4 separate regions of the Homo sapiens genome follow, and regions 1, 2 and 3 are each linked to region 4. Evidence: chromatin contacts called from ENCODE Hi-C or POLR2A ChIA-PET data. All regions are on one chromosome and are shown on one strand. The core of a region is the stretch at or near the end of the contact, and the rest is flanking DNA. Distances in the headings are between cores, read along the strand shown.

Region 1 (2,787 bases), core at 148-2,647, 620 kb after region 4:
GGCCAGTAAGTGTCAGAGAAGAGAAAGAATCAGATCTGCACCCATTATGGCTGAAGAGGAAGCACTTTTGCCCAATAAAGACATTTCTAGATATAGAAATCAGTTTAAGACAAGGAGGACAAACATCTTCATTGTGGATCACCTTTTCCAGCTTTTTTTATGTGAAATTGAGTAAAAAGGAATGGAGATATTTATGTTGTGGCTCACAGTATGATACCCCTAAGTGTGACACTTTGGTATGCCTGAGTACTTTGAACCAAAGGAGATTGGAAGGCCTCAGAAGCAAGATCTCTCTGCCTTCTCTTGCCCTCCCCTCTCACACTCCTTTTTCTCCCTGGATGCAAGCCATAGAAACCAGAATTCCTCTTCCTCAAAGCCAGTCTTAGAAACTAGGACTCCTCTCCCTCAAAGCAAACATAAAACCTAGAAAGGTCACTCTCTTCCTTCTCCCTTGAAGGCCCTCCATTTAGAGGAGTCCGGCCCCATACCCAAGAGGAATAAATACTATGCAGAGCGTCCAAGAAGAATCTGAACAGACAGGGCTTGCTGGTCCGCTCACCCCCCAGTCTATAACCATTAGATCATACCCATTTTGTCCAATCACATTCCTTCATAGCTGACTATTCTGCATTAAATCTGAGCATAAAAATAGTTTTTCCTGGGTCTTTGGGTCTTCATTTCTGAAGCCTCCTGTGCCATGTAAAACTCTGATTAAATAAATGTGTTATGTTTTTCTCGTTAACTTGTTTTTGTTATAGGAGTGTTAGCCCTTAATGATGGCTGAGGAAAGGTATCACACCTTTCCACCCGTAAACTTAAAATGCTTTTTGAAGACCTCAATCTGAACAAATGAGGCTACCTGGTTGCGTTGTGTCTTATTGCTAATTCCGTTCACTGCAGCTGTGTTCACACACTGGCTACTCACATACTGCACGCAATGACTCAACATTGCCAGGTCCTCTTTTGGCCTCTTTGGTGAGAGCTACTGGCTCAGAAAGGAAGCAGCTGGGATGAGAAGTCTGGGAGAGTGGTACTGTCCAGGGAGCCCATTATGTAGAAAAAGCAATGGAAACAGAAAGCACCCCGCAGGCTAGGTTGCAGACAGGAAAGAAAAAAATTACGCAGGTATTATGGCCAGAACAGCCCGTACAAAAGAGCCACTTCACAGCGGAGGAAGCCTGGCTCACTGATTTCCCTGGCTCCTGTCTGGCCCCCATTCAATTTCTGTAACATCTACGAACCAGGGCCAACAGCAGCTGATAGTTTCCAGAGTCCTCAGAAAGGCTTGGAGGAGAGCTGTCATGAAACTGGAAAAGAAAAGGGCTCTTACAATTCGAGGAAGTTCATGCTAAGATTGGCACTGAGCCCTGTTGCTGACTTCCTCTGTAACAAAGTCCAAAGCAAATTGCTTCACCTTAATGGGCCCAGCTGTAAAATGGGGGAATGGTGCTCAGCAGCCTGGCAAGGACCGTAGACCCAGGAAGGTGTCGATCAACGACAAAGCCCTTGTGATAACAAAGTATCACCAGAATGCACATCACCACGTTGGCCAGATAAGCACGGGAAAGGCTTTGAAAACTCATCTTCCTGTGGACCTCTATAAGAAGTCAGTAATTTTTCATGGAAGATTTGGGTCAAAAAGAAATTGACTGCCTTCAGGGCATCAAGCTTCAGTAGAGAAACCAGTATAGGATGGTCAGACCCAGCACGGAGTTCTAAAGCAAAACCAACCCAGAGCTGCAAAGCGAATAGACATTTTAGCCACAGGATAAATGCAAAGTACCCAGACTTCAATGGCTCCCGGAAAACACAGGCAGGAAAACAAAAGCACCTTCCTAATGAGGCCCTTGTTATCATTTCCCCATACCTTCTGTAGTCTAAAATCCTGGACCCGAATACAAACGGGAGTTTTCCTTCGTTAAACCTTTCTCTGACTGGGTATCTTCCACTAACTCATTGCTCATGTCTACTTCTTGACAAAAAGTGAGTATATTATACATGTAAAGGAAAATGTAACAATCTCAAGCACCCCCAAACTCCTTATGCAAAAGGGAAAGTTAAGCCTGGAGACTGAGTCATACAAACAAATAGCTGTTGCTAGCATTATGCATGCAAAAAGCATTTTAGAGATGCTTGTGACTGCCAGAAAGAGTGATAGAAACAAAAGTTAACACAAATTAGCCTCTACTAGGTATGCGTCTCTCACTTCGTGATGCATCCTTTTATTTAAATCTTCATCACAGCTTCATGAGATAGTTTTCATTATCCTCTTATGTCGTGGTGGTGTTTTTCTTAACAGATGTGGAGATGCGGCCTGTAAGAGGCCTAACTGAGGATCACGGCAGACTCAGACTCAAGCCTTGTGCTCTTTCCAGCAGGCCACACTGCGTTTTGATAGCCCTGAGACAAAAGCACTGACTCAAACATCTATAGCCCGGTTTTTAAATAGGTAGACATTTAAAAAAACTTTTTAAAATAATTGTTATAAAGTCATACACAGTAAAATTCACTCTTTCTGATGTAAAATTATGGATTTAGACATACACACAGTCACGTAACTACCACCACAATCAAGAGAGAGAATACTTCTATCAACCGCCCCCAACTTCCACGCACCAAATTCCTTCCTGTTGCTCTTGTAATGAGTCCCTTCCCCTTTCCTGGCAACAATTTATCTGTTTTCTGGCCCCATAATTTTGCCGTTCTCAGAAAACATTGTCTTAAAATCCATGGCACTCATGAATTCAGAGAACGGCTGCCCTCTCTGTGAAAATAAATCCAGCACTG
Region 2 (2,700 bases), core at 84-2,583, 810 kb after region 4:
TCTTGGATATAATATATTCTTCATTTTATGACAAAAAACTATGTGGTGAAAACATGAGAAATTCCGTAGTTTCCATCGTTTATACATTTAAAAAATCAATAGCAGAAACCTATTTCAAATGTACAATCCTCATTCCTATCATGACAGAGTAAACCAGGCTGCGGTGTCTTGGGTGAGCGTGTTGTCATTCCCTAGTACTACAGTTATTTAGCCTCAAACGTACTGTCTCTAGTTACATATACGGCAAAAACAAGGCTTGACCTTTAAGAATGAAAAGAAAAAAAGATAAGTACTGAGCTGTTAAGCCAACTTAAGGGTATTCATTACAAAGAAGACAGAATAACTACTGAACATACTCTTTGATTCTAATATCTCTATGAAGAAACCTCTCTCTACACAAATTGATAGACATTTTAAAAGAAAATTTATTCATCCCAAATTGATGCACTTAACTTCAGCTAGCTGATTTTATATTTCTCAATCTAGCTTATAAATACTACTCTTCATTTACTTCAATTTACGGAGTATTTACAAAAGCCCTATTTCAAATCTGGTTCCTATCAGCCCCGTTTTTTCTTATTTCTTCTTAAATAAGCATACTTTGTAAAATATAGCCATTTATTCATATATATATTTCTTTCATTTGTTTTAGTAAATGACATTTATTTAGGAACCATTTTTTAAGAAATAAGTTTTTACCATCTCAATTTGCACTGAACCAGCGTCTTCTGAGACCATCCCTCTGGGTGCAAATCTCAGAGTAAGCTCAGTTACTCCTAACGACTGGAAAAGGAAAGAACACAGGAACACTTGAACTCCTCTGACAAGCAGACACTTTGGCTAAGGCGGCATTCACATCTTCTACATCATCCTTCCTGGGGAAAGAAGCTCTCAGAAAAGTCCACACATAGAAGAGCCACTTTATGGTCTTCCCTCAATTTTCTCAGATCAGCCTGATTTAGTCTATGATTGTGCAGACAAGGAGACGGAGCCAAGGGACAAAAGGAAGATAATTGTCACACAAAGAAAATGCTCAAGACCTTGCCAAGGGAGAGACTGCTCTAAATAATAACAAGGCTATTAGCAAACACAGGTTGAGACAGGGAACAGAAAAAGAAAAGATGTCACATGTGAATATGAAAACAAAAGCTGACAAGTAATTCCATTCGGTTTGCCAAGGCACCTGCCAAAAATGTCCCCAAGGAAAAGGGCCATGTGCTCCATGACGCTCTTCACAGTGACGTTCACATAAGGCACAGAACATTCTGCCTGGCCACAAAACACAACAAATATCATCAATATCTTGCCGGGGAACAGTTGTGCACTACCTACCATAGGCAGTCTCCTGGTGCTCCACTTCTCTTCTCAGTCTGTTGTAATCTTCTTTAACACTTCCCAGCTTTTTGACATTCCTGGAACTCAACACCAACAGCTTGCTGAGGAGTCCCTCCAGCCCTTCTCTCTCTGATGTTAATGATCTAATCTCCTCGGTGAGGTCTTTAGCCGTCCAGAAATGGTTTCCTACAGCACGTTGTGGGAGAGAAGAAGGGAAAACAAGCTTTACAGCATCCACACACATGGAAGATCTAGCAGCAGCTAATGTACATTCACAGCATGGGCAAAGAAACTGCACTTTGAGATTATGTACAATTTCCTTAGCAGTCCTCTGGGGAAAGAACCTGGAAAAATATTGCTCTCCTTAAACTGGAAAAATCACCGTCTTTTTTATCACCTTATTCTTGTTATGTCCATTTTAGGAGTTCCATTGGTGAAGCCATCTCCCGTAAAGTATGATGACCCAAAAATGTCCCAGTGGAATCCAGAGAAACCACAATGTGTCACTCCATTCCAATAATATACAAATGTCAAAGAGATGACATATTATAGCAGTGTGGAAGGGGACTGGGCCATATAATCAGAGTTGACCTAAATTAAATTCCTCCCCTGTTACTCAAACTGTGTGACCTGGAGCAAGAAAATTAGCACATCTGGGGCAAATTTCTTATAAAATATAATTGCAATAACACCTGACTCATAGGTAGTTACAAGAATAAACAAGAAATTCTGTAAAGCACTGAGAAAAATATATGATAAATTAAATGTAGCAAGATTGCAGGATACAAGGTCAATGTACAAACATCAATCTTATGTCTAAATAACAAAAAACTAGAAGATGATTTTTTAAAAAATACAATTTACAAAATATTTTAAATCTCATAATACTGAGGGATACTTTCTTTAAATATGTGCAAGAGCTCTACAGTGAAAACTATTTTTCAAAAACTGCTGAGACAAATTAAAGACAAATAATTTAAAAGATACACTGTATACATACACTGGAAGTTCAATATTGGTAAGATTTCAATTTTCCCCACATTGATTCATTGATTTAATATAATTCCAATCAAAATGTTATGAGGTTCTTTTGTAGAAATTTATGTGCTTATTCTAAAACGTCTAAGAGTGAGCTGGGCATGGTGGCTCACACCTGTAATCCCAGCATTTTGGGAGGCCGAGGTGGTGGGTCCCTTGAGGTCAGGTGTTCAAGACCAGCCTGGCCAACATGGCGAAACCCTATCTCTACTAAAAATATAAAAATTAATCTGGCACAGTGGTAAGCACCTGTAATCCCAGCTACTCAAGAGGCTGAGGCAGGAGAATCACTTAAACCCAGGAGGTGTAGGTTGCAGCGAGCTGAGA
Region 3 (2,847 bases), core at 281-2,780, 700 kb after region 4:
TATGCAGAAATCTACAAATAACAAAAAATAACCTGATGATCCTGCTTTTTAGTGTTCTTAACCTAGAAATGTGTGAGAGTGCCTCATGCTTTGGGTCAGGATTGGTGTTAGGCTTGTAAGCCAATACATGGCTATAAATGGAAATTGCATGGCCACAGGGGTGGAAACCCAAACAGGGAATGAGAATGCTGAGCCTCTCCATCCTCTGTGACTCAAAGAAAAAGGGATTCGCCTTTCTAGTTGGAGAGCAACTAGTTGGAAGGACAATCCCTATACTATCACCATCCCCAAAGGCTTTGTGAGTGGGTTACAGAAAAGCACTGCAGCCAAAACTCTCACCACAGTGAAAGCCACGGTACCTAGAAAGCATCATTGGACTATCTGGAATTCTAAGTAAAAATTCCAGGAGGCCAATAGCCTTCTGAGAAAAATACATGAAGTGATGAAGACAATGCTTCCTCCCCTTGGGAAAATCTCATTCCTCAAATCTGGCCTTCCTTAAAGGAGGTCACAAAGGGAGCATGAGAAGTGAATTCACATTTGAGCCCTCTCTCCACCTAAGCTTTTAGTCCTTAGATTTAGTGGAGGAATAAATCTCTGCCCTTGCCTTTAAATTCAAGGAGCTTCCCTTCTCTTTTGTTCCCTGAGCTTGTCTTCTATTGCTTGTAAAAGTGCTATTACTGCCTCATCCTCCCTTTCAGGCTGATCTATTAATATCTGGACTCAAAGTAGCCACTGAAAATGTCAATTCATCCCTGTAGTGGATCAGGTACAGATATGACAGCCTGGGACCAGTCACCAAGTTTATAGAAATGGTGAGTCACAACAGCTACATCTCTAGATCCAAATGTCCTGTGCCTTAAGTACAGCAAGTTGTTCTGGTGAAAGAATGCACAATGAAGACAGGCTTCTGGGAAGAGCCTTTGTTCCTGCCATAACTGACGTTGCAATACTTGATCTGGCATTGTGAGTCTTCCTTTCCAGAATTTTGTATATTATACAAAATATTACACATGGATAACACACTAGTTTTTTTTACGTAAACCCACTTTTGATAGGGTTTTGAACTGTAGACACTCTATTGATCCCAAAGGTATTAATTTGCTTATTCCATAATAAGCTTTCTGTTCTCTTAAGTCTATCCACAAATGGGATATGTAGAAGAGCTTTTACTTTTTCACCAAGTTCATTTTCAGTACGTTAACTGAGAGCAACAATCTTGGGTTGAAAATATTCATAGAAATGGAATAACTAATTCTCTTCAGGAACACATAGTTCCATGCTGATAATCACCACAGTGGCAGCCAATTGCTAGCACTGAGTGTTTATTATGGGTGAGATATGGAATTAGTTGCCTAATGCTGCTATGACAAAGTATCGAAAACTGGGTGGCTTAAAACTACAGAAACTTACTCCGTCATTGTCCCAGCAGCCAGAAATCCAAAGTCAAGGTGTTAGTCCAGTGGGTTCCTTCTGAGGCTCTGAGGGAGAATCTTTTCCGTGCCTCTCTCCCAGCTTCTGGTGGTTGTCAGCAACCCGTAGCATGCCTTGGCTTGAGATGCCTCACTACTGTCTCCGCCTCCATCTTCATATGTCATTCCCCTCTGTGTGTCTGTGTCTCATATCTCCCACTCCTTTCTCATAAAAAATACTAATCATTGGATTTCAGGGCCCATCCTAAATCAAGGATGATCTTATCTCAAGATCCATAAATCTGCAAAGATCTTATAATCCAAGAATGGTCACATTCACAGGTATCAGGGGTTAGGATTTGGACTTATCATTGGTGGGGATACAATTTACCCCATTACAGGCTTAATAGGAGGCATGTTACATGTGTTGTCACCAGTGGAGGGGAAGCTCTGAGGTCATCTTGTCCCACACTTTCATGACCTGTGAACATCTGGGTAATATCCCTGGTAGCAGCCATTCAGCTGCACTTGACTCTCTGCAGTACAAGGGAACTCTGAATTCTGTGACAGAAGCCATTCCAGCCCCAGTCCACTCTAGTGGTTCTAAAACCTTCCTGAGTGCACAGCATCACCATGCAGGTGGTAGTTCTGTCATCATCGTCACCGTTTTTCAGATGAAGAAACGAAGGTTTGGAGTCAGATGTGACTTTCTAAGATCATGCAAGCAGTGAGCAAGCCTTGAAATCCTGTGTTCGGGTTGGGGCCCGTATTTTTAACTGTATGCCATTCTGATTTAGCAAGAAGAGGATAGGGGAGCAGCCAAAAGTTTCCAGATGAATTCTTCAGTCCCTCAGTAGCACCATAAACACGAACCTCTAAGTGCAGAATCACCTTGCCACACCCAGTGCAATTTTGCCCTCACCTTATCCATAAGACAAATGCTGGTGCTAGGTCAATAACTGGAACAAAAGAATCATTTAAAAAAAAAAAAAAAAAGGCCGGGCGCAGTGACTCACGCCTGTAATCCCAGCACTTTGGGAGGCCAAGGCAGGCAGATCACGAGGTCAGGAGATCGAGACCAGCCTGGCTAACATGGTGAAACCCCGTCTCTACTAAAAATACAAAAAATTAGCCAGGCATGGTGGCAGGCGCCTGTAATCCCAGCTACTCAGGAGGCTGAGGCAGGAGAATGGCGTGAACCCGGGAGGTGGAGGTTGCAGTGAGCAGAGATCATGCCACTGCACTCCAGCCTGGGCGACAGAGTGAGACTCCATCTCAAAAAAAAAAAAAAAATTGTTGCAAATGTCCATATGTTGCAACATCATGGGCAGTAACTTCACTCTTCAGAATAGCCAGAGAACTCCTATCTCTAAAGGAGAATCAGGATTCTCAGTATCACCGGATCTTTTCTTGCCTTGAATTGTTCACATGACCA
Region 4 (2,700 bases), core at 146-2,645:
CTATAATTTAAAAAGATACGAAAGATTGTATAATGTGTACATGCTTCAGATCACAGAGAAATATAGTGTGGGAAGGACCGCCTCTATTTACCTTTTAACAGGGCTGTGTTCTAGGAAGTGTTTGTGATAGGGAAGTAGAGATAACACTTTTTCTTCAGGAAGAAGTCTGACTCTAGAAGGGGAGAAACTGAAAGCCCCAATCCAGTCTCAGGGAACCCAGCTCAAAACTCTGACAAAAAAGCCTGCTCAGGAAATTCTACGGTGTGGCTGGAAGGTAAGTTAGAGGCTGCCTCCACCTGCTTTATTATTCCTGCGTATAGATGACTGTTGCTGTCCATTTAGGCAGAGTCAATTCCAGTCTAGCTTAAAAGATTCTTCTGAGACCCTTTAATCTTTCAGCATCTAATTCAAATGTCAAGCAATTTACAATAATAGTTTCAAATAATGCTTCCTCACAGGTGAGTCAACATTTCTAAGAAAGCAGAAAAGTTGGGTATAAAAAGTTCAATTCTTCCTCGTCGGAAAAAAGATGCAAGACATTTCTACCGTGGGCTGAGCGCTGCCTGGAGGGCAGGGAGGAAGGGGTGAGCGGACCGCGCTGGGATGTGGGTGCCTGGAACTGCCAATCTCTCCGTTTTCCCCTTGGCTCCTAAAGGTCTCTTAGCAGCATTTCCTGCACGCTGGCACCCCCTGTCCTCCTAACGTTTTACTGCCTGCGTGTTTCTCTGTGCTTCCCCACCCTCCGACCCACAGGGCCCGGGGCGCCCTCCGGGGGCCGGCACACAGCAGGGTCTCGCTTCCTCGCGCTGTCTTCTTCAGATGGGATCACTTCGACTTGCGGCCGTTTGGGCGTTCGCGGGGCCTCGGCGATTCTGTGGCGTCCTGGGCTGTGTATGTAGCCCCAGCGGCCGAGGCTCACGGATCCGACCGCCCGGCCGCCGCGTCTGTCCCAAGTTGGGAGACGGGAGGGCCGGGTGGGGTCGCGCCTGCGCCAGGGGGCGGCTCAGAACCAGACTCGCGGTTTTTAACTTATTCCTCAGAGGGGCGAAAGCGAGTCTCGACAAGGACGGCGACGGCTCTCTAGAAGCCGGGGTCCAGGTAGGCTGCCCGGCCCTCGAGCTCGCCCAGCGCCGCTCATGATGCGCCCCGCAGCCCCCTCCCCAAGAAGGGCGTCCGGGCCCCTCCTGGACGCGCAGCTCCCGCGCGCCGCGGGGCCTGGGAACAGCGCACCGGCTGCGCCCGGAGCCGGGCGGACGGTGAGACTGACGGCGTCCGCGCCCAATCGTGGGGCGGGGCCGAGGGGGCCTGCAGGCAGCGACCAATGGGAGCCCGCAGAGCGGGCGGGGGGCGGTGCCGCTGGGCGGGCGGGCGGTGGCATCGGGAGCCGGCGCGGCAGACTGGGAGCCCGGGAGGAGCTGGCGGAGCGAGAGGAGGAGGAGGACGGAGGAGGAGCACCGCGCCCCCGCCGGCCGCCCGAGCGCAGGCCGAGAGCTCCAGCCGCAGCCAGCGGGTCCGGGCCGCCTCCGCCGGAGCCCGGCGCGGGGAGAGTCCGGGCCGATGGGCAGCCCCGGGCAGCGGCGGGCGGCGAGGCGGCAGCCCGGGTACGCGCCGCCCGGCGCGCACAGGCTGTAGCAGGTTCCGGCGGACGGCGTTGCGAAGGTTCGTGTCGGGGAATCCGACGGGCAGCGTGGCGAGGGTCGGTTCGGGATGCCTGCGGCCAGGCGGGGACTGTCCCGAAGGGGAAGGGGATGCCCTTCGGGGCGCTTTGGGGGGCTGACGGCGGCGAGGGGTGCGAGGGGCGCGGGGGTGCGAGGGTCGCGGCGCAGGGTCCGGCTTGTAGACGCAGATGCGCCCGCGCTCCCGATCCCCGGCTGGAAGAGGAGCCGCCGCCGCCTGTTCTCTCCAAGTTATCGATCGGCTGAAAGGTTATTCCCGTCTCGGCGACACAGGCACTGAGGAGGGTCTTCTCCAGGTGCCCAGAACTTCGCTCTGACTAACGCTCTCTGGAAGGGCTCGCGGTTGCCCGACGCAGCTTCCCCGGCGCGCCTGGCCAGCTGACGCCGAACTTGCTGCGGGGCTAATTCCCCTTCTAGAGGGGGTGCGCCCGGAGCGCGCGCCCTCACCGGGACGGATCCCTCTTTGTAAGACCGGGAGCCTCCGGCGAGCGCTCTTCTCACTCACCGCGACCTTTCTTCCCACTTTGCCAGCTCCTGGGCCTCTCCGGGTCTTCCCGTGTCAGTGAGGGTAGTTTGCCCACGTCCTGGGAATATCCCTGGGAACACCTACAGATTAATTTTCAGCCGTGCCGCAAACCCAAAGAATCAATTTCGGCTCATCATCTGCAAGAGAGAGCCGAGGCTTCTCGGAAAGAGAGAACAACTTGGCATTACCCCTGTGGGAGATATTTGTCATCATTAACCTGCTTGAGTTAAATTAATTCAGCCCAAGATGACTCTGGCCTGAGTATTGGAAAAAATCAAGTGCATTGGTTACGGAATTGTGCTCACCAAAACATGATTTTGGTCAAAACAAAATTGTAGACATTTTGGATTTTGGTTAGATTGAGACTGGGTTTTGACAAGGATGGCTTTTTTTTAAAAAAAACAAGGAAAAAAACCCTCAAAGAATCTTGGTGATTCTCATGTCTTTGCCCAGTAAGTTCAAAATAGTCGCACAGATTTTTCTTTTCTTTGCCTCTTT

What was found. Hi-C counts contacts between places; a loop is a spot of excess contacts on that map. ChIA-PET counts read pairs that join two places held with the same protein, here RNA polymerase II (POLR2A). Pooled maps may share reads with other maps.
Region 1: a loop to region 4 is called in a map of endothelial cell of umbilical vein, with 7 times the contacts of the local background. The contact joins the enhancer-like site here to the promoter of SIPA1L2 in region 4. A Hi-C loop is called at or near these places in 4 of 168 maps with a recorded cell type or tissue (IMR-90, PC-3, endothelial cell of umbilical vein and 1 more) and 9 of 50 pooled maps.
Region 2: a loop to region 4 is called in a pooled map, with 3 times the contacts of the local background. The contact joins the promoter of DISC2 here to the promoter of SIPA1L2 in region 4. A Hi-C loop is called at or near these places in 1 of 168 maps with a recorded cell type or tissue (mammary epithelial cell) and 1 of 50 pooled maps. POLR2A ChIA-PET finds 5 or more read pairs at or near these places in 1 of 52 experiments (MCF 10A).
Region 3: a loop to region 4 is called in a map of endothelial cell of umbilical vein, with 7 times the contacts of the local background. The contact joins the promoter of DISC1-IT1 here to the promoter of SIPA1L2 in region 4. A Hi-C loop is called at or near these places in 8 of 168 maps with a recorded cell type or tissue (Right ventricle myocardium inferior, cardiac septum, endothelial cell of umbilical vein and 3 more) and 12 of 50 pooled maps. POLR2A ChIA-PET finds 5 or more read pairs at or near these places in 2 of 52 experiments (MCF 10A and activated naive CD4-positive, alpha-beta T cell).

Annotation. Positions count from the first base shown.
Region 1 is chr1:232,011,466-232,014,252 of GRCh38, reverse strand. All of the region lies in intron 11 of DISC1 (DISC1 scaffold protein), which reads right to left. The region is part of intron 14 of TSNAX-DISC1 (TSNAX-DISC1 readthrough (NMD candidate)); the gene reads right to left. Among named protein-coding and RNA genes, the nearest start is that of DISC1-IT1, 87 kb to the right of the region's middle. Within about 2 kb of position 1,397, at least 11 of the 41 ENCODE cell types and tissues checked have a DNase peak (open chromatin) inside an H3K27ac peak, as active enhancers do; they include endothelial cell of umbilical vein, where a contact is called at or near this core.
Region 2 is chr1:231,817,150-231,819,849 of GRCh38, reverse strand. DISC2 (disrupted in schizophrenia 2) reads left to right here and starts at 1,333. Exons shown (of 1, transcript NR_002227.2): 1 at 1,333-2,700. It overlaps DISC1 (DISC1 scaffold protein), which reads right to left. Exons shown (of 13, transcript NM_018662.3): 9 at 1,333-1,521. It overlaps TSNAX-DISC1 (TSNAX-DISC1 readthrough (NMD candidate)), which reads right to left. Exons shown (of 16, transcript NR_028393.1): 12 at 1,333-1,521. All of the region lies in intron 2 of LOC105373170 (a long non-coding RNA gene), which reads left to right.
Region 3 is chr1:231,924,517-231,927,363 of GRCh38, reverse strand. DISC1-IT1 (DISC1 intronic transcript 1) reads right to left here and starts at 1,530. Exons shown (of 4, transcript NR_126441.1): 1 at 1,414-1,530. All of the region lies in intron 9 of DISC1 (DISC1 scaffold protein), which reads right to left. The region is part of intron 12 of TSNAX-DISC1 (TSNAX-DISC1 readthrough (NMD candidate)); the gene reads right to left.
Region 4 is chr1:232,628,828-232,631,527 of GRCh38, reverse strand. It overlaps SIPA1L2 (signal induced proliferation associated 1 like 2), which reads left to right and starts at 1,395. Exons shown (of 23, transcript NM_020808.5): 1 at 1,395-1,659. It overlaps LOC124904551 (a long non-coding RNA gene), which reads right to left and starts at 946. Exons shown (of 2, transcript XR_007066943.1): 1 at 92-946. RefSeq lists silencers at 978-1,457, 1,518-1,617.